Linked DNA regions of Homo sapiens: region 1 is linked to region 2. A link is a loop called in an ENCODE intact Hi-C map of the cell type or tissue named here. Cell type or tissue: PC-9. All regions are shown on one strand. Links, peaks and the distances in the headings refer to the core of each region. The heading gives the core; the rest is flanking DNA.

Region 1 (16,025 bases), core at 2,886-10,885, 150 kb before region 2:
AGATTCTATTGTTCACAACTAAGAACACTAGCAATTCCTAGTCACCAAATCATACACCCACACTCATACAACTGAGACATTACTTTTGGTAGGCCAAGACTCCGTATGGCAACATAGGATTCTGTCACCCCAATGAAAAGAGCCATGATCCTTCAGAAAGCCGATGAATTTCAGCTCCAAGTTAATTAACTCCACATACCCAAATATCCAAAGCTAGCCCTCTCCCAGATAGCAGCAAGCCAGAGCCTGAGGTGGATCTTTGGTAGATTCAGACATCAGGATAAGAGTACTCACCTTGCTCAGTCATACTCTGTCCCTCCTCTAATAAATGCCCCTGTGACCTGAAAGAGTTCATTTTTAGATAGGGTATCGTATCTCTCAATATGAGAGAAATTCAAACTCATGGTCTGAGAGGAAAGCCTAAGTTAGATTTCTGGATTAGGACCTTACTCTCCTGGCCTGTGTATCCAAGGTCCTCCTGAAATGCCAATAAGACAGAAAGGGCTGACAGAGAAAAACAGTGTCTTTCATTTCTTACATGTACTGTGTGCTGGGGATAAAGACACAGACCCTGCCCCCAGGGAGTATAGTAAAGGTATGAATTAAATAACCACACAAATAAACGTGTGTATAGAAATTATGGTTGCTATAAAAAGAAATGCTGGGTATCTTGTGACATCCTAACAATATCTTGGGCAGAAGGAAAGCTGTGAGAAGAACCCGGCATATTAAAGACAGTGAAAGAAGGTCAGTGTGTCTGGAACACAGACAGCTAGTAAGAAACTGGTATCAAATAAACAAGGCTGGAGAGGTAAGCCAGATGATGCAGATCACAGAACACCACATGAAGGACTTTAGTGTTTATTCTAAGAGGAAGAAGAACGCACTGAAGAGTTTCAAACAGGATAGTAGTCTTCTTCTCACTGAAATTTTATTGAGATAAAAGTATACTCATATGCAGTTGCAAGAAATAATCCCAGTGTACCACAATTTGTCCAGTTTCCCCTGACACAAGATACAGAACAGCATCATCACTATAAGGATCTCTCGTGTTGACCTTTTATAACCACACTCAACTGCCTCTCACCCCTCTCACCACCCTGTAAATAAATAATCCATTTGAGATATAAGACCATTCTTGCTTGTCTGGAGAAAAAGAGACTAGAGGGGACCTATAACGTATGGAGAAAAGTTGTTGCAGTACTATAGGCAAGACATGATGCCAGTGTGGTCTACAGCCACAACAGGGGAAACAGGGAAAAGCGGCTGTGTTAAAGAGACGTAGAAGAGTCAAAGCGGACCACACTTGATGAGGAAGCAATGAAGGGAATCAAAGAGACGAAGGTATCCCGGTTTCCAGACTATGGTTAGGTAGAGAATATATAGCAGAGCTGGATGAAGATTCTTGGCATATTAGAGTTATTTTTAGACTTTCAGATAGAAGTTCCACAAACAGGCTGGGTGCAGTGGCTCATGCCTGTAATCCCAGCACTCTGGGAGGCCAAGGCAGACGGATTACCTGAGGCCAGGAGTTCGAGACCAGCATCGCCAACATGCCGAAACCCCGTCTCTACTAAAAACACAAAAATTAGCTGGGCATGGTGGCACACGCCTGTAATCCCAGCTACTCAAGAGGCTGAGGCAGGAGAATCGCTTGAACCCAGGAGGCAGAGGTTGCAGTGAGCCGAGATCGTATTATTGAGCTGAGATCATGCCAATAAGCCAAGATCACACCACTGCACTCTGCCTGGGTGACAGAGTGAGACTTTGTCTCAAAAATAAAAAGTTCCACAAACAAACTGACCTACACCAGAGATGGGGCAAGACTTAGCTTTGCAGCAGTACACCCAGGAGGGATCTCTTAGGCCCCACTCAAGAGCAAAGTTTGGGAACACCTAATGGCCTGGGACAGTACAGTAGAAAAAGGAAAAACAAAAACAAAGACCTTCAGGTCAAAAATTTTAAAAATTAAGAATTCTCTCTTACATAAGATTACAGACTAGTCAAGGGTCTTTAATTACTGAACTGGCCTCTTCAAAAGTAATTTAATTAAATGGTTACTCATCTTGAGACACTGTAAGAAAAGTAAGTCCCTTGATGGTTTTTGCAAAATAACAAGATCATTGGATAGCTCTTCAAATAATGGACTTTCAGTTCAGCTGCATTTTATCTTACATTTCTAAATGCCTACTAAGCATTCATTCACCAAATAGGCGACTAGGCTATATGCTGATATAAGAGACTAAGCCCCTGGTCTCAAATTCAGTCTGATACTTAAGAGCTAATGTAAAGTAAGTGTAAACTGTTAGGGAGCAGCGTGGAAATCAAATCCATGCAGGGAGGTCTGGGAAGGGTTTCCAAAGGAGCTGTCTGACAAGAATATTGAAAGATGCCATCCTTTAAATCCATTTTAACAAAAGTAAGCTAGATAAAGAAGACAGAACAGTTCTATCTTGGAGAGGAAGCTCCTGAGAGACTGGTGTCTTAGAGAGCAGGGGTAGAAAAGTGTTTCAGGAAGACAAAAAAACAAATATGAAGACACAAAGGCAAGAAAAAGCAGAGGTGCCCTCTTCAAAGAACTCTAGGAAGTTCAATAAGACCGGAAGATAGTGTGAATGAGAAGAGCAGAGTGGCGTAAGAATGCAGAGGGAGGTTGGGACCAGGGCATAGAAGGTCTCACATTTGCTATGAGGAAGCAGCACAATTCAGTGGCTGGAAGCACAGGTGAGGAAAGAAGACTCCCCAGGTTCAAATCCCAGGTCTATTCTTACTACTTAGATGGCTATAGGCAAGTTAGTTAACGTCGAGATGTCCCAGTCTCCTCATGTGTAAAAATGAGGCTTACATAAATTCGTATCTCATTTGAGAATGAAGTGAAATAATACATATAAAATGCTGGCTGGGCACAGTGGCTCACACCTGTAATCCCAGCACTTTGGGAGGCTAAGGCAGGTAGACCACCTGAGGCCAGGAGTTCCAGACCTGCCTGGCCAACATGGTGAAACCCCGTCTCTATTAAAAATACAAAAAAATTAGCCAGGTATGGTGGCGCATGCTTGTAATCCCAGCTACTTGGGAGGCTGAGGCAGAAGAATCACTTGAACCCGGGAGGCAGAGGCTTCAGTGAGCCAAGATGGCACCACTGCACTAGCCTGGGCGACAGAGAGAGATTCCGTCTTGAAAAATAAATAAATAAAGTTTAGAACAATGCTGGGTATGTAGGAAGTACTCAATAAATGTTAGCTATCATCATCATCAATATCAATCTGTTGGCTTCGACAGTATAAACTAGAAGCAGAAGCCACTAACCCTTCTGTAGTATTTCTTTGTACCTCTCCTCCCCTTTCTACTTTATAGTATAGCCATCTATCTTCCCTTAGTAGACATTTTTAGATCTCTCCACAGAGCTAAGCAAAATATCTTGTATCTGTAGAGTAGGCACTGAAAGATTCGAGAAAAAGCTAAACCCAATCAATTAAATCTTCAAAACTGTGGCTTAAGGAATAACTCTCCAACTTGCTAATGGCACTAAAATATGCAGTAAATATGCAGTAAAGCTTAGCTACATCAATGGAAACTGCACTATTTTTCTAGTTAATACACAAATGACTCAGCACATTTTTCGAGCACCTCAGACTTCACAAAAGCATGAAAGGAGTAGCACACAGAGAAAATAAACAAAGTATTTGAAAATTATGAATATAAGATTTGGCAAACTGCTTTTATCCAACAGATCTGTATTTTAATGACTTCTGTCTCAATGATACCCTTCAGCACCTCAAAAACCACAAGGAATTGGCCTGGAATCAGAGTCCAAAAAAAAAAACAAAAAACAACAGTCCAGGCAGGGAGATGATAAACTGAACAGAACAATGCCAGGACTGAGAATCTTGGCCAAGTTGTGGTATTAGAATGGTATTGTATTTAAAAGCCACAGCTAAAAATAGGCACATAAACAAGGGAACATAATCTTGGGACTCAAGGACTAAAGAAAAAAAAGGAAAGAACATCCAAGGTTTCAGGTATCAATCTACCCAGAGACAGGGCCAGCATTAAGCAGAAGCCAAATAACAGGGATCTACACAAATCCAAACAAGCATGCTACTGACATTAGCAGCCTAGCACCAGGGGGCAGAAACTCAGAGTCCGGCACACAAGAAAGAGACCACAGGTCAGACAGTGTCTGTTAATACAACAACTCAACGATGAGCAGACTAACTTTTTTAATAAGCATGGGTAAATATACTTTAAATCCAGTCTAAATAAGGAGATACTTCTTGATCCACTCCATTCTTTTTCACAGGGATAGCAGCAGTTACCAGAAATACATCCAAACATGCTTATTGGAAGCAGGCACCGCATACCAAATAACACCTCCCCAGCCTGCAAAGTTCCCTTTGAAGAAGGCTTCTGTTTCCATTACTAATGTGGAAAATACAACTCCCTCTCAATGGCTTCTAGTATCACGTCACAAGGGCCTGGAGATGGACCAGTAGACTTTTCTCTAGGCCTGTTTAACTTGCAGTATCAGAAGTGGGGACTGGGAGGGGAGCAGTAAAACATTTGGTTTGCTCCCTTTTTCCAATTTGGGCTTGACTGAACCAAACTTGTTCACTCATATCTCATGCTATCCCAAAACAAGTAAGGCAACTATCAGGATTCATCTCTGCAAAGACATTTCTAGTCATTTACAAACAATTACCAATGCCAGGAGGAACAGCACTCAGCTGTACTTGCTGGTACTTCTCAGGCTGGGTATCCAGGCTATTATAGATATATCTGATGATTGTTTCACTAACTTTTGAAGAAATTTCTTATACTCAGAGAAAATGGCTCTCTGAGCCTAAGTTTCTTCATTTGTAAAATAAGCATAACACCAATCTCACTAGACTGCTTAAAAAAAACTAAGAGTATTTTTAAAGAGTCTAACACAGCCTTACTTATAGGAGATAACAATGCTAGTGTACCTCTTTCCTCAGACGCCAAGGGAACATACTGAACGTGGATTCCAGGTGCTATGGTTTGAGTGTTTGTGCTCCAAAACTTATGTTAAATTTAATTGCCGTTACCACAGTATTAACAGGTGGGACCTTTAAGAGGTGATTAGGCCATCAGGGCTCAGCCCTCATGGGTAGGATTAATGTCATTATAAAAGGGTGAGTTCAGCCCCAGCCATCTCTTGCTCGCCCTTGTACCACGTGATGATACAGCAAGAAGATCCTCACCAGATGCCAGCACCTTGACATTGGCCTTCTCAGCCTCCAGAACTGTGAGCCAATAAATTTCTGTTCATTGTAAGTTTCCAAGTCTGTGTTACTCTGTCACAGCAGGACAAAACAGACTAAGCCATAAGGTTTCTACTAAGTAAGGTTTCTGGGATCTAGGAGGCAAGGAAGCTAGGTCATGTAGTTGTGTTAAGTCAACAGGACCAATATGGAAAACTGAAGGAGCTGACAACTACAACTGATGCAAGAAGGATGAGTACTCAATACTTTTTCAGGATGACTGACACTTACTCAAAGAGCCTGGGGAGGGGAAAGAACGCTGGGCTTAGGGTCAAGAACCTATGTTTATTTATTTATTATCATTATTATTACTTTTAAGACAGGGTCTCACCTCTGTAGCCCAGGCTGGAGTACAGTGGCATGATTACTACTCACTGCAGCCTTGACCTCCTGGGCTCAAACAATCCTCCATCTTCAACCCTCCCAGTAGCTGGGACTATAGATGCACACTACCACACCCAGCTAATTTTTATTTTATTTTATTTTTATGTATTTATTTATTTTCTGTAGAGACAGGGTCTCACTATCTTGACCAGGCAAGGTTAGTCTTGAACTCCTGGGCTCAAGCAATCCTCCCGCCTTGGCCTCATAAAATGCTGGAATTATAGCATGAGCCATTATGCCTGGCCAAGGACCTAAGTTTAAATCTTAGCTCCACTAGTCACCTGTGTGACTGCAGGCTAGTCAGTTAATCTCTAGAAGTATCTTCATCTGTAAATGAAGATACCATCTATCTTACAAAGATTTATTTGTTTGAGTTCTGTTTTGTTTGCTTGTGGATTTAAAAAGATAGCACATTTAAAAGCACTTGAAAGTTCTTGGCTCATGACAGGCACTTAAATATTTTTCCCTTATTATCTTAAGCTTTTGGGAAATACTATGTTAGAACTTCTCAGGTCTAAGAGAAAACCACTGAGTAAGACCCTTGGGTTCAGAAGCAACCACTGAAACTAACTCAGCAATGATCCACAAGAAGAGTTTTCTGAGGCGGAGGTGGGAGCACTGCTTGAGCCCAGGAGTTAAGCTGCAGTGAGCTATGGTCACACCACCACTGCACTCCAGCCTGGGCAACAGAGCGAGTCTTAGTCTCTAAAAACAAAATAAAATAAGAATAATAAATAAATAGAAGAGTACTCTGGGTCTAGGAACCAAACTCAGGCTTTGAATTCTGATGAAATCCAGGACTAATTCTGTGAGTCTAGTGAACCACAGCACAAAACCTTCAAAGCTCAGAAGACATAGAGAAAGATACCCACACAAGTGACTGGAAAACAAGAGCAAGTGATACAACGGGACACTGGAAATGACAAGGAAAGAGCCGATGCACACACTGTTGTGGCAGTATACTAAAGCATTCCTGTACCTACCTATATTACAGTGACATCTACAGCAGGAAACTGACTGTAAGTACAAGAGAAGGGCTGTCCCATTACACACCAGATGGTTTGAGTTCTGATTCTTAAAAAGAAACGATGTTCTTAGGGGCAAGAAGAAAAAAATACTCAGAAATTTAGGAAAAAGAAACACTTAAAAGATTTATTTTATGATGAGGATTATTTAGACTAGAAGTCCAGAAAGGGATTCTAGATCAATAATCACCTATCTTGACACAGGTTGAAATGAAAGTTAAACAAAATAAATAAAACCAAGATTTCCAAATCTGTACTCAACATTTATTCTGTGTGTCTGTGATTTCCTTCCTTGTCATAGCCTGTAATACAAATAACAGCAATCTGGCTTGCATATCAGCACATCACTACTCTAAGTTTATGGCTAGTATTCATAATCGACCATGGTCTTCTTTTTCCCCTTGCTCAAAAATTGGTCTTAGAAGTCTTATTACCCTTACAGTTTTCTAGGCTGCTGTCATGAGATGACTAGAATTTACACCGTAGAGAAAACCCAACCACAACCTTTGGTTTAGACTTGCATTACTTATATTCTTATAACAATTACTTACTTGGCCCTGGACAAAAGCAGTCAAAAGGGGAAACCATTCTGGCATAAGAGGTAAAGGGTAAGCAGAACTGTCTGAGTCACTTGCCATTAGGTGAAAGAAAACAAAGGAGATAAAACTAACCAGAAAAACAAGTCGAAACTGCCAAGCTTTCTACAGCAGTTGCCAAAACAGGAAATTTACTTCCACTAGTCAGATATATAACCACAGAGTCTAACAGATTATAACCAGGAAGACAGGCTGAACAAAGAAAACTTAGACACCAAAATATAAAATAAAATAAAATAAAATCTTCCCTATTTTCCACTGTCAGAGAGATATATAGTTATGGTTACTTTGTTTCAGGAATTTTAAAATTCTAAATATATATTTACAAATAAAAATATGGCTTACAATTGTTAGATATTACTCATTTATCAAATAAAATAATAAAAAGCAAATTAATTTTTAAAAACTTTTACAAGGTACCTGTACAAATACACCAGAGTACCACAAACAGCCTCATGATGAGAATAAAATGAAGATGTTAAAAATAATGCTCTATAAGTGTATTCATTGACACAGAAAGTTCCTCATGACATAATTAAGTTTAAAATGTGGGTTACAAAACAGAATGTTCACTGTGATCTAGTTTTTTTGTGTTTTTAAAAGCCTAAAGGCAAAACAACTATTAGTTAACATTTTGGTATAATCTGTAGACAGTGAGATTTTGAGTGATTTTTAGTTTCTTCCTTTTGTTTCTCTGTATTTCCTAACTTTACTGCAACACACATATTATCTGAGAAATTAATTCTTTTTAAAACATACTGCAGCTAGTAATCTGCTCTTGGAGTTTATTATCGCCATCAGAAAGAAGCAAGGAGTAAAGTATTGGTCAACTGTAGAAGCTTTGTGTTCAGATTTACCTCTCCAGTCACAGCTGCTTCCACACGGCTGGGTAACCAGAAGTCTGATCTGATGATTTGAGGACCACTACTATATCCTGACAACCTCCCCACTTACAACTCATTAGAGACCTCTACCTTTAACAAACTATTTGCAGATATAGGTCACTCACAGCCAGGGTACCTCAAAATAATCTTTAAAAGCACATGGTCTATTCAACTTTGTACTAGAAATTCCAACCAGAGCAATCAGGCAAGAAAAATAAATTACAGGCATGCAAATTAGAAAGGAAGAAGTCAAACTATCCCTATTGCAGATGACTGAACTTACATATGCAGAATCCTAAAGAATATACCAAAGAAACTACTGAAGCTAATAAATTCAGCAAAGCTGCAGGACACAAGATCAACAAGCAAAAAATCTGTTGTATTTCTACCCAGCAGCAATAAACCATCCAAAAGGAAAATTAAGAAAACAATTCCACATGATAGTATCAAAAAGAATAAGGAATAAATTAAAGGTCTAAGACATATACAAAGAAAACTACAAAACACTGCTGACTCCCATGTTTGTTGCAGCACTGTTCACAATAGCCAAAATTTGGAAGAAACCTAAATGTCCATCAACAGATAAATGGAAAAAGAACATGTGGTACTTATACACAATGGAGTACTATTCCGCCAAAAAAAAAGAATGAGATCCTGTCATTTGCAATAACATGGATGGAACTGCAGGCCATATAAGCTAAGTGAGACAAACTAGGCACAGAAAGACAAACACCTCATGTTCTCACTTATTTGTGGGATCTAAAAATCAAAACAATTGAACTCAGAGATAGAGAGCAGAAGGATGGTTACCAGAGGCTGGGAAGGATAGTGAGAGGGTACGGGGAAGCTGGAAGTGGTTATTAATAGGTACCAAAAAGTTTAAAAAAATGGACAGGGCGTGGTGGCTCATGCCTGTAATCTCAGCACTTTGGGAGGCCAAGGCAGGCGGACCACCAGAGATCAGGAGTTCGAGACCAGCCTGGCCAACATGGTGAAACCCCATCTCTACAACAATACAAATATTAGCCAGGCATGATGGCGGGTGCCTGGAATCCCAGCTACTCGGGAGGCTGGGGCAGAAGAATCACTTGAACCCAGGAGGTGGAGGCTGCAGTGAGCTGAGATCATGCCACTGCACTCCAGCCCGGCCAACAGAACGAGACTCCATCTCAAAAACAGAAAAAAAAAATTAAAAAGAGTAAGACCTAGTATTTGATAGCATAACAGGGTGACTATAGTCAATAATTTAACTGTATATTTTAAAATAACTAAGAGTATAATTGGATTATTTATAACAAAGGATAAATACTTGAGGGGATGGATACCCCATTTTACTTGATGTGATTATTACACATTACATGCCTGTGTCAAAACATTCCATGTACCCCATAAATATATACACCTACTATGTAGCCACAAAAATTAAAATTTAAAATTAAAAAAAACACTAAAAAATTAAAGAGTAACGAAATAAATGGAAATGCATCCCACGCTCATAAATTGTAAGGTTTTTGTGGTTTTGTCTTTTTATATTGTAAAGATGGCAATGCTCCCCCCCGCCCACAAGTGATCTCTAGATTGAATGCAATCCCTATCAAAATCCCAAAAGGCTTTTTTGTAAAAACAGGAAAGCTGATCATAAATATGGAAATGCAAGGGACCCCAAAATAGTCAAAACAATTTTGAAAAGGAAGAACAAAGTTGGAGAACTCACACTTCTCAATTTCAAAACTACAGTAATCAAAAGAATGTGTTAACTGACATTAAGGAGAGACATATAGATCAGTGAAACACAACAGAAAGGGCAGAAATAAACCCATATATATATGGTCAACTGATTTCTGACAAGGGTGCCAAGGCCATCTTCAACAGTGCTGGGAGAACTGAATATACACAGGCAAAAGAATGAGGTTGGATCCTTACCTCACATCATTTACAAAAATTATTTCAAAACGGATCAATGACCTAAATATAAGAGATAAAAATATAAAATTCTTAAAAGGAAACTTAAGGGTAAGTATTTACGACCTTGGATTTGGCAATTGTTTGTCAGATGACATCAAAAACACAAGCAATAAAAGAAAAAGTAGATAAACTGGACTTCATCAAAAAAATTTCTTTGCATCAAAAGAGACTATCAAGAGAGTAAAAATACAACCCACCAATGGAATATTTAAAAATCATATATTTGATAAGGGTCTAGTATCTAGAATATGTAAAGAATTCCTAAAACGCAACAACAAAAAGGCAAACAATTTAATTTTTTTTAAAGGGGAAAGAATTTGAATAGACATTTCTCCAAAGAAGAGAAACAAATGGCCAAAAAGCAAATGAAAAGATGCTCAACATCATTAGTCATTACGGAAATGCAAATGAAAACCATAATGAGATACCACTTCACACCCACTGGACTGGCCATTATCAAAAAGTGGAAAATAATAGGTGTTGGCAAGGATGCAAAGAAATTAGAATCCTCATACACTGCTGGTAGAAATCTGAATGGTACATCTGCTGTGGAAAACAGTTTGGCAGTTCCTTAAAAAATTAAACACAGAATTACCATACGACCCAGTAATTCTACTCATAGGTAAACAAAGAACTGAAAACGTGTATTCAAATAAATACTTGCACACAAGTTCATAGCAGCACTATTCACAATAGACAAATGGTAGAAATAACCCAAATATCCATCAACTGATGAGTAAATAAACAAAATGTGGTGTGCTCTTACCATGGAATATTATTCAGCCATAAAAAGGAATGAAGTACTGATATATGTACAGGGTTTCTTTCTGAGGTAATGAAAATGTCTTGGAACTAGATACAGGTCATGGATGCACAACATTGTGACATATTGTATGCCTGTTTTTTTTTTTGAGACGGAGTCTCGCTCTGTTGCCAGGCTGGAGTGCAGTGGTGCGATCTCGGCTCTCACTGCAACCTCCACCTCCTGGGTTCAAGCAATTCTTCTGCCTCAGCCTCCCGAGTAGCAGGGACTACAGGCACATGCCAACCATGCCCAGCTAATTTTTGTATTTTTAGTAGAGACGGGGTTTCACCATATTGGCCAGGCTGGTCTCGAACTCCTGACCTCGTGATCCGCTTGCCTCAGCCTCCCAAAGTGCTGGGATTACAGACGTGAGCCACTGCGCACGGCCTGTAGGCCATTTTTACGTGATTACTGCACCTGTAGCCCTCGCTACTTGGGAGGATAAGGTTGGAAAACCCCTGAGCCCAGGAGTTCAAGGTTACAGTGAGCTATGATTGTGCCACTGCACTCCAGCCTGGAAACAGAGCAAGACCTTGTCACTAAAAAATAAAATAAAAATATTTTATTTTATAAAAATAAAATATTTTAATAAAATTAAAATACAATGGCTTATGGTTAACTTTAAGTTATACATGCCTCAATAAAATAATACCAAAACAAATCATGGTCTAACAACCTAAAATATTTTAAACAATTTATTTTCCACTCAGAAACCATCATAGGTTTTTAAATAGATTCAAAGCTGTTTCATCATAGCATTTTTTAAAAAGCTACTCTCCAAAATACTTCAAAGAGTAGTATTAATAGAATGCCCTATTTCTTACCAGAAGACTCTTTTCCATTCTGTTTTTCATAGAGGGTACCCACAGACATCAGGAAAACAATAACCAGGAATACTGGAATTCTCCATGAGCCAGCCAGGGATGCTGCAAATTATTAAGAATTAACATTTTTAGTGAAATAAAAACCTAGTACTTGTTTTTACAAAACTCAGTTTTGTAGTTTGACAGAACAATCTGGTATATATATTAGTTACAGAATTACTTATCAGGCAAAAAAAAAAAAATTTAAGTCCATTAGATAAACTTCAAGATTTCTCAAAATTAAGTTCATCCCTGCTCTCAGAGGCCCCTGGTCAAATGGATAGGGTACATGCCTGCCTACCTTTAATGGGGTTCTATTAAAGAGAGTCTATTGTAACGTATACCAAAGGTCTAAAACCATCCCGAACTCAAACCATCTACTTCACCCCAGAATGACCAGAATTAGGCATAGATCTCAAAGCCATAAAGTCTGCCTTGGTTTCTTGAAAATACCACCGGGCGTGAACTTTCTCTCCCAAGAAAGAGAATGGCCCAAAAGAGCACAGCAAAACCATCAATGTCTCCTCCTCAGTGTATAATGCAAAAATGTTTACAAGTTGGCTGGGCGCAGTGGCTCACACCTGTAATCCCAGCACTTTGGGGGGCTGAGGCAGGTGGCTAATTTGAGGTCAGGAGTTCGAGACCAGCCTGGCCAGCATGGTGAAATCCCATCTCCACTAAAAATAAAAATAAAAAAAAAAAATTAGCCAGGCGTGGTGGTACATGCCTGTAATCCCAGCTACTTGGGGGGCTGAGACAGGAGAATTGCTTGAACCCAGGAGGTGGAGGCTGCAGTGAGCCAAGATCACACCACTGCACTCCAGCCTGGGCGATGGAGTGAGACTCTGTCTCAAAAAAAAAAAAAAAAAAAGTTCACAAGTCACCAAGAAACAGGTCCCTACCCATAACCATTTCCCTGAGTCCACCTAGAACCTCATAAAACATCCCTGCCTGCCTGCCTCCCTCCTCTGCCTTCCCTGAGTTCAAAATGAGTCATATCTGACATACGGGTTCTTGCAGATAAATTCCTCTATCATTCCAACTCAACAAAGCTAGAGAATAATGCTTTGTTTGACATCAAACGAAGACAGAGACATAGCTGTTTTTTATTTTATTTTTAACAATAAGTAGTAGCTCTAGAAACTACTTTAAGGCTATCTGCTGCTCTGGGTTACTGAATTGTGTTGTTAAATTAGAACTTAGTGTTTCCATTGGCTCAAACTTGGGAGATGAAAGTCTCAACCATAAGTACCACGCTGAAAAATCAACATCTGAGCAGCCACCCAGCTAACATAACAGGGAACCCATTACTCTGAGCAGCTCTGACATGAATCATCCTTATGTGGAAAAGAGATTTGTCTCTCTGAAGCTAACTCACAACTCTGACATCTCTCCCTCATGGTTACAGAGATCTGTTTAAAGCACTCTTTCACAGGACAGTCCTTCAAATATTAGAAATAGGCTTTCATGTCTTATATCCTCCTTACCTCTATCTCCTTCCCACCCTAGAGCCCCAGTTCCCTCCTCTTATCCAGAGTAAACATCTCTAGTTCCTTTAACTGGTTCTCACACATGTCTCTGAGCACCTCTTATCGTTGACTGCTTATCTATATCTTCCCCTAAGTATGACACTCAGAAATGATATGAGAATCCAAGGGTGCTCTACTTTTTAAGATGTATTGACTTTTAAAAGGACCTTTTGGAAAATGAACATAATTAAAGACATTTTAAAGCACATCATTTTCATTAAAATTTAATGAAAGATTAAAGCATAACATTTTCTAAAGATTAAGAATGTTAAATGCAACATATGACACTACAAAAAATTCACTTTCATTCACACAGTCAGCCTCTGCTGACCTTAGGCTAGACTTAAAAAAAAAAAAAAAAAAAAGAAGGAACCCACCTAAATGAAAAAGCAATATAATCCAGACAGGAATTGAAACTGCTCTCAAGTAGCGTTCAGTGCTTGCATTCCACTTGAATGAAACAGTCAACACATAGCCAACCACCAACGTCCAGATCTTAAATAAATGAAAGACACAGCTGTAAAATCTATACACGTGAAAATGAACATACAATTATACAAAATCTGTAAGTGTCTATACAGCAGGAATGCTCTGGACATAGCACAGAAAAGATGAAGGTTGATGGTGTCAAAGAAACGTACCTAGGTTCTCCTCGTTTGGAGAACCTAAGTTTTGAAATACTAGGCATTTGAAATCTCATGTAGTAATATTAAATAGTTGTTTAACAAAAGATACATAGTTCAAAACCCATCTTATACACAAAAATGCTTGAGATAAAATATTCAAAGCATAAACCATGGATTTAAATTAAGAATCTAATCTTATGGAATTCCTACAGTTTTCTCTGTTGATCAATGTTTAGAAAAGAAACGGAAAGAAAAGAAAAAAACAAGAAAAGGAAAGCTTTCCAAAAAGAATCAGGTTAAAAGATTCTATTTCAGCTTATAAAATATGCTTGTTACTGGGGAAATAACTCTGTAAAAGTAAGAAAGCAGCCAGCTGAAGTGTGACCCTGCTGAAATAATCTAGGCAACAAATGATTAGAACCTAATCCAGAGTTATGATGCACCAGCTGAAGAAGTGTGCCTGAAAAAAATATTATTAGAGGAACAAACAGCAGGACTTCAGAACAGAAGAATCAGCCAGGATACCCTCTTCAGTTCTTCCTACACTAAAGTTAAATGACCCTAGAGCTTAAGACGCATCAAAAGAAACCAGCGTAGCCTACACAGAAACTCATATTTTAATAGAACATTTATAAAACACAGAGGGAATACATAATCCAGAACACATCTGAGCACAAAGACCTTAATTAACATAAGACCAAGAAGCTAAAAGTCAAGTATGACATGAACCTTGCCAAAAAAAAAAGCAAATTAAGACAAAAAGAAACTTCGAGCTATATAATTCAGAGCATGAAGAAAAAAGAACTGATGGGATTACTAAAAAAGACAGAAAAAAACTATCTCCTACGTTATTTTGGTCAAATCTATCAATACAAATAATCTTCGCATCTTAAAAATGTTTATAGCTTCTAACCTCAGAATTCAACTTTCAGACTTTATCCTTACTAAATAATGATAAATTTTGAAAAAGTTTTAAATATAAAGAAGCTCATCAGAGTATGATTCAGAACAGTGAAAAAAGTGATTACCTAAAAGGTCAACAACTGGGAAATGATTACGATTCACTCAATAAAATGTTATGCAACCATTAAAATCACTTCTTAAAAACAAAGACTATATAGTTTAAAAACTCACAATATCATATTAAGTTAGAAGTAAAATACAAAAAATACTTGTGCTGTGATTACATCTACTATATGGTGGGAGGAAAAGAAAATGTACTAAGAAGTTAGTGGCTGTATTTGGGTGGTAAAATTTTGTTTTTCCTTTCACTTTTTTCTGTATTTTCCAGACTGCCTTTAATAAGCACTAATTCTTTTATAATAAAAAGGACATTAAAATATTTCTTCAAGTAACTCTATCAGATGAAATATTAAAGAGCTTTGAAGCTCAAAAATATGAGGACATGGGAAGTGAGACTACAGCTGCTTCAAAAAGTCCAGTCTTGCTGGACCAGACCAATTAACCCTGGGAATTCAAAGAATTTGAGATCTGATTGCAGAGCATAGAAAAAAATCTGAGTACAATAATAGTACACTTATATAACACTCCTATGTGCCAGGCCCTATTCTAATGCTTTATGTATACTAACTCATTTGATCCTCATAACCCCACAAAATAATATTATTATGATCCTCATTTTACACATGAAAGAAACCCAGATTTCAGAGAAGTGACTTGCCCAAGGCCACAGCCAATAAATGACAGAGGCAGGATTAGAACCCAGGAATCTGGCTCCAGAGTGCACTTTTCTAATCTTAAGGAGAAAGAAGCATGGTGCTAGAATACTAAAGATAAGCAAAAGCTGCTCAGATTTTCACAAGGGAAAATAAAAACAGTCAATTTAGACAACTACAACTTGTTGAAATTAAAAAAAAATCCACAGTAAATGGATAGTCTTCAGAGGTACGTCAGTTAGCCCCACCCTATTAAACATTACGTCAGTCACTTAGATGAAAGACTAGAGGCACAATAACAGAAAAAACTGATTTTACACAAATCAGTTATACAAAACTGAGTTGTCAATAAATATTGAGATAATCTATCATGATTCAAAAAGATAT
Region 2 (16,025 bases), core at 5,005-13,004:
AGCAATCTTCCCAAGCTCTTCTGGTTTTATTTGCTCCCATTAATTAAATAACAAAGAACATCAGGAACATAGTAAAATGATAAACATAGACTTTGACTCCAATTTTAAAATCAGAACATCAATATGATTCCTGAGCCTTTACCTTCATTTTAATGAGAATGCAGTCAACAGTAAATTATGACAAGCTATAGTGGTTTTATCTTCAAATATTTACATGGACACCAAAAACACCTTTCAGGACTACTCCTTAAAGACACTCGTCCAAACACATCCATCCATCTGAGGCCAAGACACTTTTCATGGAATGCAATGAAACTATGAAGGTGAATGGAAGAGAGATGCTTCAGTCTCTCAAAGTGCAGTCATGAGTTTATCTCGATACATCATACTTTGCATCCCTCCTAAGTTCTTCTGGTTCTGGTCGTGGACATAATCAAAATGGCTGTCATCTCCACTGGCCGATGCTTTCCAATGCGACCTGTCATCCTGAAAGGATGGCCTGTTTTGTTTGCAGAGCGAATGGTTAGTGGGAGAATGGAAGAAAATGCAGAAATGTAAGTGAAACAACACAAGCACAAAGGAAATGGGGCAGGGGGAACCATGAGCCATGTGAATGGGGATGGCTATGAATGGAAATGAATGGATTTCCTAGTAAGAATTTTAAAAATTCAGATGCAGATCACCTATGAACTTCCAAGCAGAGCAAGGGTCTGTCTATGGTCAAGTCATCATTTCTCAAAGGGTGTCTCATGGGTCAAGTCCGTCTGGAGAAAGCTAAGTGAAGGTGGAAAATGTTCCATTACTACAGGGCTGCTTGGAGGCATGCCAGCATGCACCATGAATGCCTCAGGCAGCATTTGCCAAAAGTGTTGGACTAACAAACTCTGTTTTCATGGGGTATCTTTGTAGAGCTTGAAAATACACAAAATGTTGGGCCCCACCCCATAGATTCTGATCCAGTAGGTCTGGGGTGGGGCTGAGAATTTGCATTAAACAAGCTTCCAGATGACACTAAAGCTGCCAACAGCAGGCCCACCCCAGAGAGGCACTGTTTACGGCTTTCCTCAGAAGGCCTGCTTCTAGGCCATGCCTCAGAAGGAAACTAACATGATAAAACAGGCAATGATAAGCACAAACTTTTGTAAAAACAATGTTAATTAAAATAGCGTTTCTAGAAATCTCTTCTGTTTCTTACGTCTGAAGAATAAAGCACCTTTGAAATACAGTAAGATTTAGAATTATTACTCCACTAACCTAATCTGCTTTAAAAAGTTAAGTGACTACCAAGTGTTTATAAACAATCACGCTTTGGGGTTACAAAATTCCCCAACAAACTTTTTTTTGGCCTTGCTCTAAGTGGGTTTATTTCCAGCATTTTATTCTCCATACTTTCTCAGAGAAAGGCTAGCAACCTCACCTTTATGCAAACTGAACTTGCCAACTATGTTTCTGAAATAGCTTCACACATAAACACCAATTAAGACTGATCTAAAATTCAAATCTTAAAAGGAACATTTGCTTTCACAAAGCTAGCCTTAAAAAAAAAAAAAAAAAAACAAAAAACCTGTCAAGCCTAACTATAAACACAGTCCAGCAGATGCCAGTTGGCTTAGAAAGGATTATGGTAGGTTGGGGCCAAGGTTGGTAAATGGCAGCCCTCGGCCCAATCCCACTGTTTTTCTAAATCAGTTTCATTGAAGCACAGCCATAGCCTCTCATTTATGGATTGTCTAGGGCTGTTTTCAAAGTACAATGGCAGAGTTAAGGAGTTGTGACAGCGACCACAAAGCAGAATATATTGACTGTCTGATCCTTTACAGAAAAAGTTTATTGACCCCTCAGTTTAGGGAAAAAATATCTATTGCCACAAAAAGCAAACTCATTCCCCCAGCCCACCCCCGCAAAAAAAAAAAAAAAAAAAAAAATCCTTAAAAAAAAAAAAACCCCATGACAACAAAATCCCCAAGCTTTCATCACATTTAAAGTAAACAAATTCTCAGGACAGAAAAATGTTACTTAGAAATTTTCAGTAACATCTTGAACACAAAACTAAAAACCAAGAATATATGAGATCAGAATGATTTTAAAAAATCAATTCATTTTTTATTTCACAAAGCATACCTTTGATACATCCACACACATCACTGGCTACCTTTGCTTTGAAAATTTATTCATCTCGGCCATGACAATGCATCCCTTAAGGGTTATTTCTGATGCAGACTTTCTACTCCTAACTAAGCAGAATCTGAACTTTTCTAGAGAAAGGAAAGCTTTCGAAGGTGCAGCTCTGGAAGCACCAGCACTTACCTGACATTTGGAGAGTGAGGATGCCACCGGGGCTGGCTGGGATGGATATTAGGATGATATTGAGGCTAGAAATAAAACACCAAACTTGATTATTTGATGACCTTTTAATTTCAATGGTCCTCATTCGCTTTGTCTGTTCCTGGCATCCACCCGAGGGGCTGGGGGACTAAGAATGGAAAGGCTATAGACCCTGGCTAGGGGGTGGATGTTTCCCAGGACGATCACGTTTCCCCCTCTGACAAAGGCTGGGGGCTGGCACCCAGTGCCGGTTCTTGCCCTCTCCAGAGGCGGCTCCCTGTGAAGGGGCTGGGAAGCTGCCCTTAGAAGGTGACAACACCGGCCTTGAAGGGGGTCGTCCGGAGTACCAGAGACAAGCTGTATTCATCTTCCCAAGGGAAGAGGCGGAAGGTGTCAGAGAGATGGGGAGAGTGGGAGGCAACTTCTCTCTTCAGAAACAATTTTTGTCATTGCTGAAAATGACAATGACCATGTGGAACAGTTACATCTGCACACAGACAAGGACTGGACAGGGATGCTAAGTGAAGCAGCAGGGCCGTGGGTGAAGGTTTTTTCTTTCTCTCTGGTTTATGCAATAAAAATAATCTTCTAAAATGCAATCCAAAACAAAATACCAAAACAAACAAAACCATCCAGAGCGCTTATCATCCTGATAAAACAGGAGGGAGGGAGAGAGTTTGAGAAGAAGGGATGAGGGGAGGGAGGGAAGGAAGGCAGGTAGGGAAAGAGAGAAGAAAGAAAAAGAAGGGAAGGGAAGGAAGAAAGAGAAAGAAGAGAAGGAAGGAGGTTGAAGGTTGTCTTTTTTTTTTTTTTTTTTTTTTTTTTTTTTTTACAGAGTCTCACTCTGTCACCCAGGCTGGAGTGCAATGGCAGTATCTTGGCAACCTCTACCTCCTGGGTTCAAGCGATTCTCCTGCCTCAGTCTCCTGGGTAGCTGGGATTACAGGCACGTGCCACCACACCCCGCTAATTTTGAAGGAAGTTGTCCATTTTAAGAAGAGAACACAGACCCTGTACTCACAAACGGACTGAGGTGCAGCCCTAGCCGGCTAGGTAGCAGCCTGCCTTTCCACTTCTGGCCTGCAGAGGGCAGTGGTCCTAGACATCAGCAGAAGTCAGGGGCTTCTCAAGGCTCAATCTCCTAAGGGGCAAATTAGGCCCTCCTGACATTTAAGTCACTACAGTCTTGCCACTGTTACTCTTTTAATTATTTCTTCCCCTCCTTCTCAGGATACTTTGCTTAGTAAGCAGTGGCCTGCTCTCTGGCACAGAGAATCTCAGCAGTTCTGTTCGTTCCATTTTCATGGACCTGAGATGCCCTCCCTGCCTGTTCTGTATTCAAGCAGCCTTTCCTTTCTCCTTCAAAGACGCCTGTCAGCAAGCAGACTCTGCAGCCCCCGGAAGGACATGCTGCAGGAAAAGGAATCTGGAGAAAATACCTCAGTAGCAGGATCTGGGAGCTGACCAGGGCTTTAGCATCTCCCTGCTGCAATCTCTGCATATTTCTCCTTTAGGGGCTACAGAAACCCACAGAGTTTAGATGATTTGCCCAGAGTCTAACTGTTCCAGGTGTTTTGATCACATAGACAGGCCCAGAATGAGGTTCCATTCATTGGCTGTTCAACAATAGAGAAAGGCTGACCTAGAACTGGACCCTCTATGTTTTCCTCTGGCTTTAAACACAACCAAATCAGATTCATCAGAGAGAGAGGTGGGAACCTTAGCCACAGACCTGGAAAAAGATTTTGGAAACTTCCTTGGTCTCCTCTGGCAATTTATTCACATTCTCAACTGTCAAGGAGTATTTTAGTGTTAACCCAGCTGGTTCTCAACTGGTACACTCATATCCCTTGGAGGACAATGGGAAATGACTGTGTGCATGTTTGCTTGTCATAGTAAGAGAGAAAAGGGAAGCTAATCATCCTGCAATTCCAGGGACAGTCCCAAACAATGAAGAACTCTCCCTCCCCAAATGCCAACAGCGTCCTCATTGAGAACACAGAGATCCATCCTTTGCAGCTGGCTGACCTTGCAGTGCTTGAAATAAGATAAATGCTGCAACACCATCCTCTCAAATACCCTTCACGGTATTCACATGCCAATCAGGCCACTTCTCAGGACGTTCTCTTCCCGGTCAATTTATTCCCAACCCTTGATAGAACACAAGACCTCTAAGATTGGCAAGGTCCAAAGGACCCGTGGTTGCCAATGATGTTGCGATAACAATGCCTAGATGAGTTTCAGTAGATCTGATTTCAACAATCGCCTCATGTTCACTCTAAGCAGAAAACGCACAGTGAGAACACACTACAGGCTATGCGGAGAGGGCACAGGCAGTGCTCAGCTGCTTTGCTTTTCTAAAATTTTTCTCTCCTTCAAGCACTGATCACCTATCAATTACCTGTCTCTACAACTTTTCAGTTACTCACACCTGAAAACCCCTTAACAAAAAACAATCAGTGAATAACAAGATTCAAGAACCCTGGCCGGGCACGGTGGCTCACACCTGTAAACCCAGCACTTTGGGAGGCTGAGGCGAGCAGATCACTTGAGGTCAGGAGTTTGAGACCAGCGTGGCCAACATGGTGAAACTTTGTCTCTATTAAAAATGTAAAAATTAGCCGGGCGTGGTGGCATACACCTATAACCCCAGATACTTGGGAGGCTGAGGCAAGAGAATCACTTGAACCCAGGATTATTTAAAAATAGAGATGGGGTCTCACTATGTTGCCCAGACCGGTCTTGAATTCTTGGGCTCAAGTGATCCTCTTGCCTTGGCTTCCCAACGTGCTGGGATTACACGCATGAGCCACTGTGGCCAACTCTGAGTTGGTCTTTGAGAGATACTTTAATATACTGATAGGAAGCAAAGGAATTCCAGGCAGACAAACACGGGCAAAGAATGGTGGGAAGAAATTATGGGGCAACAATTATGCAATTCCCTGTGAGTTGAACATATGGAGCGTGATGGGAGTGGTGAGAAATAAATAGAGAAGTTGGAACCAGGTGGTACAAGGCTGTGAATGGCCAGAGAGAGAGCCACCCACAGTGGCTTAGGAAGAATGTGCTTGATCCAGGCTGAGCTGTAAACCACACCTTCCATGTTACCAGGCATGGGTGAGCTGGCAGGCGGCACAGGCCCTGGTTGGCCGTCCTGAGAAACAGCAAGACGCCAGCCATAGAAACGTACCTGTGCTCCTTCCTGCAGGCAATGGGCCTAGCACATCACCTAGCACAGTGCTTTACAAAGCAGGTTCTAGAAACCATGTATCTATTCGTGTTAATGAGTTCACCACTACCAAAAAATGGTAGGGGTTGAGGCTAGCGTTTTTTTAAAAAAGATATGAAGGGGCTGAGGCTAGTGTTTGTCTTTTTAAATAGATGAGTTCCCACTGTGTCGTCTGGGCTGAAGTGCAGTGGTATTCATGATAATAGCTCACTGCAGCCTTGAATTCCTGGGCTCAAGTGATCCTCTCGCCTTAGCTCCCCCAAATAGCTGGCACTACAGATGTACACCACCGTGCCAGCTCAAGACTAGTTTTTTTTTTTTTTTTTTTAATCAGGGGCGTGAGAGGGGAGCAATTCGCAAATAATTTGGGGAAACAATACATTTAAAAAAATAAAACATGTCTTTCTTGCAGGATTTCTCAGTACTTTTATACCTCAGTGGACACTGTAAAATCCAAGAAGGGGAATGAAAGATGTGACATTTCCCAAACATTTGACCAAAACATCCTTTCCTGGAAGCCCATCTCAAGGGACTCATGTTCCCTAGGCCTAAAACACACTTTGACCAAAAGCTGCCTCACTTGAATGCCACTAAGGGGCTGTGTGTGGCCACCCAGAAACTTAAACATATGTCCCTGATGCTTGCCAGTTGACAAGGTTAAGAAAAACAGGCAGTTCAGATGGCCAAGAAGTGGCAGGGGTCAGAAGGAAAGGGCTCTTCTCTTACCATTTTCTCAAAAAAACAAATATTGTTATTATTTTCTCAAAATCTGATTACAAATATGATGACTGCTCATTATGGAAAATTTAGAAACTTTACAAAAACCTTTTTTTAAATTTTATTTTTAAAATTTTCCTTCTTTAAAGAAAACCTTTAAAAGCAGTATCTTACCTGGTAATTATGGACTTCTGGATTTGTTTTAGAGCTAAACAAACAAACAAACAAAAAACAGAAAAAAAAAGAAAAATAGGTTGTAGAGTGGCATTATTAATGATTTATTTAACAATCATGAACTATTCCTATGTGCTACATACTCTAATAGGAACTTCCACATAATGACTTTTTTTTGGTTATTGGCTGTTTAAAATGAACATATAACAAGGAAAACCCCAGACAGCAACTTTCACTTGTCCTTTTAGAGCTCACAAACAGAAACAGTAGGAAATATTCCAGAATGCAGTCTCAATGTCATATTTTGGTGACAAAAATGAGGTCCTGTTTCAGTTGGGCAAACCAAGTAATTTTACTCCCATTTCAGGCCTGCCCTGGCATTGCTGGGAGACCTCACAGCACCGGCACCAGAAGCTCCAGTGATGCGCAGAGCCTCTTCCCACGGCAGGGGGAGGCACCGATCCCTCCTGAGCATCTCCCACTGGGTACTGTGGTGGGAGCCACATGTGGGTCCCCTTGCTATTAAAACCACTGTCAATAATCTGGCCACCACTTTGGAATGTTCTCTCCAGACAAGACTCTGTACTGGGAACTTCACATCTGTTATTATTTAATCCACACGACAAGGCTATGAGGTCAACAAATGTGACCACCTCGTTTTACAGATAAAGGAACAGTTGCCTAACAGAGAGTTGGGAAACCTGCTCAGGGTCGCCTGGCTGGTCAGTGGGAGCCAGGGCTAGAATCAACATCTGCAGAATCCTAAAGCCTGTCTTCTTTCTGCTAAACCAACTTGGCTCTTAGAGGGACTGAGAAAAGGCTCAGGGCTCCTCATCATGATCCTATTTCGATGGAATCTTTTTGTTTGTTTTAAGAGATGAGATCTCACATGTTGCCCGGGCTGGTCCTGAACTCCTGGGCTCAAGCAATCCTCCAGCCTCAACCTCCCAAAGTGTTGGGATTATAGGCATGAGCCACTGTGCTTGGCTGATGAGATCTTAAATGCTAAATATATATATATAGGCCGGGCGTGGTAGCTCACACCTGTAATCCCAGCACTTTGGGAGGCTGAGGAGGGTTGATCACGAGGTCAGGAGATCGAGACCATCCTGGCTAATACGGTGGAACCTCGTCTCTACTAAAAATACAAAAAATTAGCCGGGCGTGGTGGCGGGCACCTGTAGTCCCAGCTACTCGGGAGGCTGAGGCAGGAGAACGGCGTGAACCCGGGAGGCAGAGCTGGCAGTGAGCCGAGACTGCGCCACTGCACTCTAGCCTGGGCGACAGAGCGAGACTCCATCTCAAAAAAAAAAAAAAATATATATATATATATATGTATATATATGGACAGAGCAGGCAATCATTATTGCCAGGAGGTGTGCTTGAAATCAAGTGTTATTGCTGGCTTCTCCAACACTGAGAGGCAAACAGATCATTGTTATAAGTCTTGCTTGGGGTCTAAATGGCTCTGTGTTCTGGTTTTCAGGGAGGACCAGTACACAGAGCTAGGCTCTGAACCAGATCACCTCTGGCTGGACTTCATCAGGTAAGTTAAGCGTTCCGCAAGGTGCTATTTTTCTAGTAGTACCTCTGGAGCCCAGAGCACAATTTCATCCACGGCTCCCACAGCAATCCTACTCACCCTGGGATCCCACAGGCTGTGAAGAGCAATTGAACAGCTGCGAACAGCAGTTATTAGCTCATTTGTTCCTAAAGGGTATATTTATCAGGGCTTTTTTTTTTGGGCAGAATTTTTTTTTTTTTTTTAGTTTGTTTTGGTTCCCAATATATAATCTCCACTAGATGCTGGGAGGAAAATGTAATTTTATTAGGGAGAAACAAGCAAAACAATCACTACCTTAGAGAGCAAAGTAAAGAAATTGGGGCTGTAACTTACAAGCCCCAGAGAATTAAAAGCAAGACACCCCGACAAGCTAAGAAAGGTACAGATACCATTTGGCATACTATCTGCCAGAAGGATCCTAAAAATGGGGTGAATCTAGGGACCTACAACTAACCCATCCAGAATACTGCAACCTCCTCCCACCCTCCGGGGCAGGGGGCGACACAGAGCAGTTCAACAGGACCCCTGAGCCCCTTCATCAGATGCTGAGAACAAAACCCAGAGACAAAAGGCAGAATGACGCTGAAAGTAGGATTTGGAATCAGAGATGCGAGGTTGAGTTTCCAGCTGTGTAATATGAGGGACCAGCTGTGTTCTCTAGAACCCTGGGTTCCTTGAAGGTGCCCTGGAGCTACGGGGTGGGAGGAGTGGCAGAAGAGCAGGCAGGAACTGGCCTCTCCCTCCCCACTCGGCTTCATCCGGAGGACCTCCACATTTGTCTGTTCTGTATTTTGGGCTTTGACATCAGGTTTCTTCTAGAGGGTGAAAATCAGAGGGTAAAAGAGTTTGGAAAAACACTGATCTAGCCCAACCTCCTGATTTGCAAAAAAGAAAACGGAGGCCCAGAAGTAGGAAGGCCTAAGTCTCCAGAGCTGGGTTAGAACACAGCTGGTACCTGGAGGGAGGGTTCCTGATGCCTCAGCCAGGGCTCTCCTCGCTCACCGGGGTATCTGCAACCCGCTCCACCCCGTGCCACGTTTTGCCAACTGTCCTGACTGATAGTGCATGGCACAGTCAAGCTGTGCCCATCTCAAAGACCACCCTCTCAGCCGCCTTGAGACCTGCGCCTGGGATGACTGAGAGCCTAATGAACCTGGCCTACCTACCAGCGGCTGCAGTTCAGACCAAAGGTCCAAACAATGCAAGTCTGTGGTTCTCTCACATGACAGCTTGTCTACTCAACAAGCCAAAACTCACATAAGACAGGCAGTTGTTTCAGAGAGAGCAAGAGCGGTATATGCCGGGCAGACTCACCTGGGCAGCTTTAAAAACAAGCTATATGGGTCCCACCCTGAGAGACTGATTCAATGCGCCTGGGGTGTGGCTGCGGAGGATGTTTCAGATAATTATGCTCACCAGATCATTCTACTATACAGGCAAGACCCTGGACACCTGTGCCAGGGAAGAGGCCTGCAAAAACTATACCCCTTGGGCCAAATCTGGTCCACTGATATTTATAAGTAAAGTTTTATTGGAATGCAGTCACGTTCGCTCATTTACATATTTTCCACAGCGGCTCTCTAGCTACAACAGCAGAGGTGAGTAGCTGTGAAAGACACAGCAGAGCCTGCAAAGTCTCAAACATGGACTATGTGGCCCTTTACAGAAAATGTTTGCTGAATCCTGTGCTGGCAATTTTCACTCTTGTGATAAGTTCATTTTCCTGCAGGAATTTCAGTAAAGGTGTTTAATGTCTTCTATGATGTAAAACCTGCACGTCACTGAGCAAATCTAGCATCTGCTCTCGTCCAGCTTTTGCTCGCGAGCAAGGCCTTCCTCTCCCAGCACTGCCTGCCACGCCATGAGCACAGTGTGCTGCGCACAGGCCTCTACCTTTCCCACCCACTGTTATCATAAACAAAGCACACAGCTACTCAAACAAAGCAGCTGTGTTTGCCAAAAAAACCAAACTGTCTTGGAACATTATATTGTGTACTTATTGAAAGCCATGAGCATGGAATAGCCAGGCAGCAGAAAAAGGGGAAAAAAATTACCAGATGACACACTTCCTGATTTCACTGTAGTAAGGAAAAAGTCAACATTGCAAATAAATACGATCCTTAGAGAGGAGAGCTGTGCTCTAGAGCTCAAGGACACTCACCAGAGCTGGGCTGCTATCACTGGGTTGCTTGCTATAAAGGAAAAACAGAAAGTTATGACATCTTAGAGAACTTTATCGCTTTCACCATGCAATGACAGATAATGGCCATGCGAGACTTCTACCATCACAGAGCCTTTCCAACTCCAACCCAGGCAGAACTGCATGGTGGCTACTTCTCCTTTCCTCAGGGAGAGTAAACTACCCCTCCCTCTGATTCACTCAGCAACCATCCACTCAGCAGGTTCCCAGGGCTGGGCGCTCTGGGAGGCAGGGACAAAGAGACACAGTCTCTGCTCTCAAGAAGTTCCCTGTCTAGAGACAGAGAAAGGCAGATACAGAGAAGTGGGTAAAAGGGAAAACAGCACACGGTGATCAGGGATGCAATATAAGCATGGGTCTGGACTGAGGGGCCTCGGGGACGCCGTGAGGGCCTGCATGGACAGAGCCCTGGGAATGAGGTACAGCTTAGCCGCTTACACTCCATTTTGTTTTTAAAAGGATAGATGTGGCAGGGAAAATCATTAAAAGCTTGACAAAGAAGATGCTAGAACTCTGGCTGGAAAAAAGTCAGTGAAATAAGGGAGAGAAAAGAGGGAGGGGGAAAAGAATCACAGACCCTGGGGCCCAGATCTCTAAAGCCATCTGGTGGGGTCAAACCACAGGACGTCCACTTCCCTCTGTGACAGCCACACCAGGGGGTCCCTCCCTTTGTGCTGTATACACCTGTAGGGGCTGGGAACGCACTGCTATCTTGAGACAGCTCTTTTGATCTTTGGAAAATTGTTCCTTACACTGAGCTATTTCTGGACAACTCTGAACCAGTGGACTACACACACCAGCATAATCCTCCTCATGGAACAGAACAGAGAGCGTTCTGGCCCCTTCCTCCCGGGCGCTGTGGCCACCCTTCATCAACCCATCGCCCTTCTCTGGACACGCTCCCATCCCCTGGCCTCTCTCGAAGGGCAGGACTATTTCCTGTGCTGTGGGCATTTTCCCTCCACTAAAGCAGCTGGGAGTGACTAAGAATTTCAGGTAGTCATGCTGTTGCACCATCGGTTCATAAAGGAAAGAATGGTGGGGAACACAAAGTTACAGATTCCAGAAGGGAACAAGTAGAGGTACCAAGTCCCATGGAGGCCCACTAAGTCCTGAGCCAAGAAAAATGCATGGAGTGGCCACAAGGAAATCATGTACAGAAGGGGCCAGGAGGCTGGGAGTGCAGAGGCTCTGCCATAAAAGAGCAAACACTGAGTACAAACTGGGCGTCCTAAGTCGGGGAGCAACCTAGTGTAGAGAAAGAAGAGCTACAAGATGGGATCTGGAGGCTGGGATCCAACAGAAATGAGCCTGGCTTGCTCATTCACTGACTGAGTTGTACTGTGTTCCGGGCCTCATACAGGTATGAGGCCCCAGCTGTAACTGATGGACAAGGTTGAAGGGGTTTGGAAAGGGGAAGGGGGCAGGCATTCTAGGGCCTGGCTAAATTTAAGGGTGAGGAAAGTTTGGACTGACTGTGGGACTTGAGCCGAATATCTAAAAGTTCTTCATGTACTTGTACGTGGTCAGAATTCCAGTTAGCATGGGCCTGATGTCCACACTTAAAATTGCAAGATGATGGAGATACAGTATCTTCTATAGGCAAGAAAGGTGTTTCCCTGTGATATTCCTGAGGTACCGGGGCTTGAGCCCAGGTCTAAAAGAAGCAAAGAGGCACATGGAAAGAAATATGGAGAAAGGGGAGAAATAAATGAACACATCCACGGCAAACACTAATGACAGAGGGATGGCGGAAGTGGCCAGGTCCCGTTAAAAGAACACCACTGGGATTATTTTTCCAAAAGCTCCAGACTGGAGAACTGCGGGTACTTTCTTCATAAGCTGCTTGACCAAGCTCCTCGAGGGCTTAAATGACTCAAGCATAATGTAAAATTCCAAGAAAGAATGAAAAACACACAACCTTTGAACGTTGAATGTCTCCGGGATGGATAACGTTTACTAGGCTTCCTCTCAAAGGTGCTGGTTCTTCGTAACCTGGAGCCATGTGTAGCTTGATATTCTGTCCGCCCACTGGGAAGTAAATATTTTCTCGTGTGTTATCAATATCAGAATCTCAGTACATTACCTGTTTTTGAAAGTGCACTTTTATTTCCAAGAGCTCCAACGTACGTTTCAACTTAGCCTGAACTCACTTGGGTAAAGAAACACAAAGTTTAACCTTCCATTTGGAAATAAAATCTCCTTTGCCAAGTCCAGGCTACAGTCCAGGGGCAGATATTTCCACCAAAGGGCAAAACCTGCAATTTAGGTACCAGCCACTTGGCTGCACAAACCAAGCAGGTTTGATACATCTCATTAAGAGAACATTGATTTTCACATAAAATAACCTTTCACAGAACACACTGCATAGACATTTAACCCATCTTTTAGAAGACTGTTATCAATACCCACTTAACTAGGTCTCAGCTTTCTTTGCTATGCCAAGGCAAACATTACTGATTTCACTAAGGCTTTTTGGGTTTCAACCAACGTGACACCCGGCTGCAGATTCCAGGAGGTTGCTGGTTTCGTCTGATGTACTCCTCAACTGCTTCATTCCAGTTGCTCTTAGTCACCATTTGTCACCTGCTCTGTGTGCCTCTAAGGGCAACCTCTTCTCCTCCAAACTCCCTTCCTTCTTACACTTCCAGAGGAGCAGAAAGGAACATGGTCTGGGACTAAGCCTGGGGCAGTTTCCTCCCAGGAGAGAAAAGCCTGCCTTGGCAACTGCCCTGACTGTCCTTCCCGCCTCACTCCACTCCGAGTAGACACCAGCATTCTGTGGAGTGTCTCCGGTAACCTCTGCATCCTCCACAGGACCCTGGGATTTGATTGTTTCTCAAAAAGAGCTTGGTCTTCCCCCCACCCCGCCCCCGACCCCTTGGAGCATTTAAAACAAAATAATTCTTTAAACAGAAGTTCATAGCTATTTCCTCACACAGTAGAAACATTTGAAATGAGCAAATCTTTTGGCATTTAAATAGAGTTCAGGGATGTGCCATGTGTGGGTAGAGGTTATGAAACCATGTGAAGTTTTAGATATCGTAACTGAGATTCTCAAATGTAAATAGGCCTCAAAAACCCTGGGAGCACATTTTAAATGCGTACTGCCAGGCCTTACACATACACACACATGCATACCCACAGATTCTGACTGCAAAGGTCTCAGATGAGGTTGTTGTCCTCATTTTTAACAAACACCAAGAAAGTTTTCACACACTTTGAGAAAAATGGTCTTAGGATGATAAGCAAAAATATATCAGAATAAGCTCTTGATGTTTTCAGGCTCTTTTCAGATTCAAATATCTACTCATCCTACCTTGGGTTACACATTGATATCTGCTCTCATTCTTAATTACCCCAAATTTCTGGACATTGGCATGCAAAAGGCAATACAGTAGCAGTTAGAAATTTAACAGCCAGAGTTCACAGGGTTGAATCTCCGCTCTACCACTTACTGGCTGTGTGTGATTTTAAGCGTAATGCCTCTGGCCCTGGTTTCCTTATCTGTAAAATGGGGTTAATCAACCTACCTTATTAAGGGTGTGTGAACAGTTCTGGCACAGTGCTGGCCAACAGAACTTTCCAAAATGATCCTGTGTCCTGTGTCTATATTGTCTAATATGGTAGCCACTAGCCACATGTGGCTTCTTGGCCGCTTGAAATATGACTAGCGATACTGAAGAATTACATTGTAAAATTTATTTCATATTCATTAACTTAAATTGCCACGTGTGGCTAGTGCCTACTGTATTGAACAGCACAGCTCTGACTAAATGTCAGTTATTAACAATTTTGTTATTAGTTCCATTTTATCAATGACCAGGTGGGGGTCAAAAGAGCTTCAGTTACTCACCTTAAGAAACGTGGGGATGGGACACACAACCTAAGTTTCTGGACTCAAATCCACTACTCTATTCGCATACAAGAAAGAAATCACAGTTGCCCTCCTTCAGAAGACGTGATCCGTGTTGCAGAAATGGCTCCCTACCTGAATCTGAAGCGAGAGCCCAGCCTGATAAAGTCGGATCTATTGGATTTGCTGTTTCCTGGCGTCCGCAGTCGGAAGAATGCGTGGTGCTCAACTGCACACTTCCAAAGGTGTTTGCAGGTCCTGGCACTGTCTAACCGGAACACAAACGTGTGCTCTTGCTCACGTCCCTTAAAGAGGAAGCACAAGGGCCTCGAGTGGGCGTTTGCAACCCCAACACAGGATTTTCACAGCAAGGGGGAAGAAATGGGAGCCAGGCCTACCTGATCATCATCCTCGACCACCACGAGTGTCAATTTGCTCTTTTTAAAATCCATTTTGGTAATTTTAGGCCTAGTCAGACAGAAAGCATTTTAAAAGCACAATCTGCAGTAAAACTATCTACACATCAAATAGCAGTTTCCTTTCTACTTTTAAAGCTTAGACTAAAAAAAAAATAAAAACATTCATCCAAGTGTGATTATCCAGAAGTTTCAGCGCAACTGCCACAGACCCACAACAGCAGCACCGTGTGCTCTGAGGATGAATCTGGGTGTTGCAGATACCCCTCAATAATCATCCATCACATAGAATTCCACCACAAAATAGGAAAAGACATTTTTAATATTAGACAAAACTAAATTACCAAAAGAATAAGCCTATTTTGTTAGCTCCTTCAAAGATTAATATGCCTGTCGGGGTCAGTCCAAGAGAATATTCACAGCCATCTCTTCCCTACAAACAAACGAAGTGACAATCGGTAGAGGGTTCTAACAGGTCGTCACACAGCAGAATGCAAAATGCAAAAACAGTTTCCTCACCACAAGTTATTTTGTTTGCATAATGTTCATACATTTTTCAGTAACAGCAAAACCAAATTACTTAAACGCACACAGTTCTTACCCTGACAACGTGCATGTCTACCCCATACATTTCCAGCCACTTCGCTTTATTCAGATAGGAGAGTTCCGCCTGGGCAGGGCTCTTTCCCCTTAGAAAAACCAATGGAAATACATGTAAACTGCGACTCGTAAGCCCACAGGATTCTGAAGGGCACGGCCTTACTATGGAACGTTATGCAGCAATTAAAGCAATGAGGGATGCCAAATTATAGTAATACAAAAAGATTCCCAAGACCTTACTGTTAATTGACTAGAAAGACCACAGAACAGGCTGGGCGCAGTGACTCACGCCTGTTATCCCAGCACTTTGGGAGGCCAAGGTTGGTGGATCACTTGAGGTCAGGAGTTCGAGACCAGCCTGACTAACATGGTGAAACCCCATCTCTGCTAAAAATACAGAATTCGCTGGGCGTGGTGGCACATGCCTGTAATCCCAGCTACTTGGGAGGCTGAGGAAGGAGAATCACTTAAACCTGGGAGGCGGAGGTTGCAGTGAGCCAAGATCCAAGATCGTGCCATTGCACTCCAGCCTGGGCAACAAGACTGAAACTCCATCTCAACAACAACAACAACAAAATCACAGAACAGTGCTTACAATATGATCACTTAAGGAAACAACAAAACAAGTTGTATATGTAAATGCAAAAGGAAAAGACTACAGGCTGCCAATGATGGCTTCCTGCAGGGAGGAGAGTGGATGTGTAAGTGTGTGGGTGGGGTGTGCCATACCCGCAGACATTTACGTTGTTTCAGTGTTACACAATGAGAATGGACTAATGCCACCTTCCACTAAAATAGTCACAGGAGCTTTTCAGAATGACTGAGGGATAAGAGAAAGTCATGCTAAGCTCCAGAGTCCAAGGGTGACCTGGAGGAGGCAGTGTTTGGGGAAGATGGGATGGGAGGGAGGAAAGGTTAACATCTAGGAAACCCGTGAGTGAGGG

What was found. Peaks named below come from ENCODE experiments on the same cell type or tissue, not always from the same donor. Only the 100,000 strongest peaks of a DNase experiment are listed, where the experiment ranks them.
Region 1: it touches region 2 in a loop (2.2-fold over the local background); 3 of 110 quality-filtered maps call a loop at or near these places.

Annotation. Positions count from the first base shown.
Region 1 is chr9:109,094,740-109,110,764 of GRCh38, forward strand. TMEM245 (transmembrane protein 245) reads right to left here. Exons shown (of 18, transcript NM_032012.4): 2 at 13,714-13,831; 3 at 11,769-11,870. Among named protein-coding and RNA genes, the nearest start is that of TMEM245, 17 kb to the right of the region's middle. In PC-9, for the core only: a CTCF peak has its summit at 4,149 (motif pointing right); DNase peaks (open chromatin) are centred at 3,712 and 7,352; H3K4me3 peaks cover 2,859 bases; H3K27ac peaks cover 5,963 bases.
Region 2 is chr9:109,241,311-109,257,335 of GRCh38, forward strand. It overlaps EPB41L4B (erythrocyte membrane protein band 4.1 like 4B), which reads right to left. Exons shown (of 26, transcript NM_019114.5): 8 at 15,083-15,170; 9 at 14,826-14,914; 10 at 14,464-14,533; 11 at 14,201-14,370; 12 at 12,131-12,240; 13 at 10,171-10,201; 14 at 6,446-6,479; 15 at 2,308-2,372. Among named protein-coding and RNA genes, the nearest start is that of EPB41L4B, 72 kb to the right of the region's middle. In PC-9, for the core only: a CTCF peak has its summit at 8,406; DNase peaks (open chromatin) are centred at 10,051, 10,401 and 12,781; H3K4me3 peaks cover 1,736 bases; H3K27ac peaks cover 5,634 bases.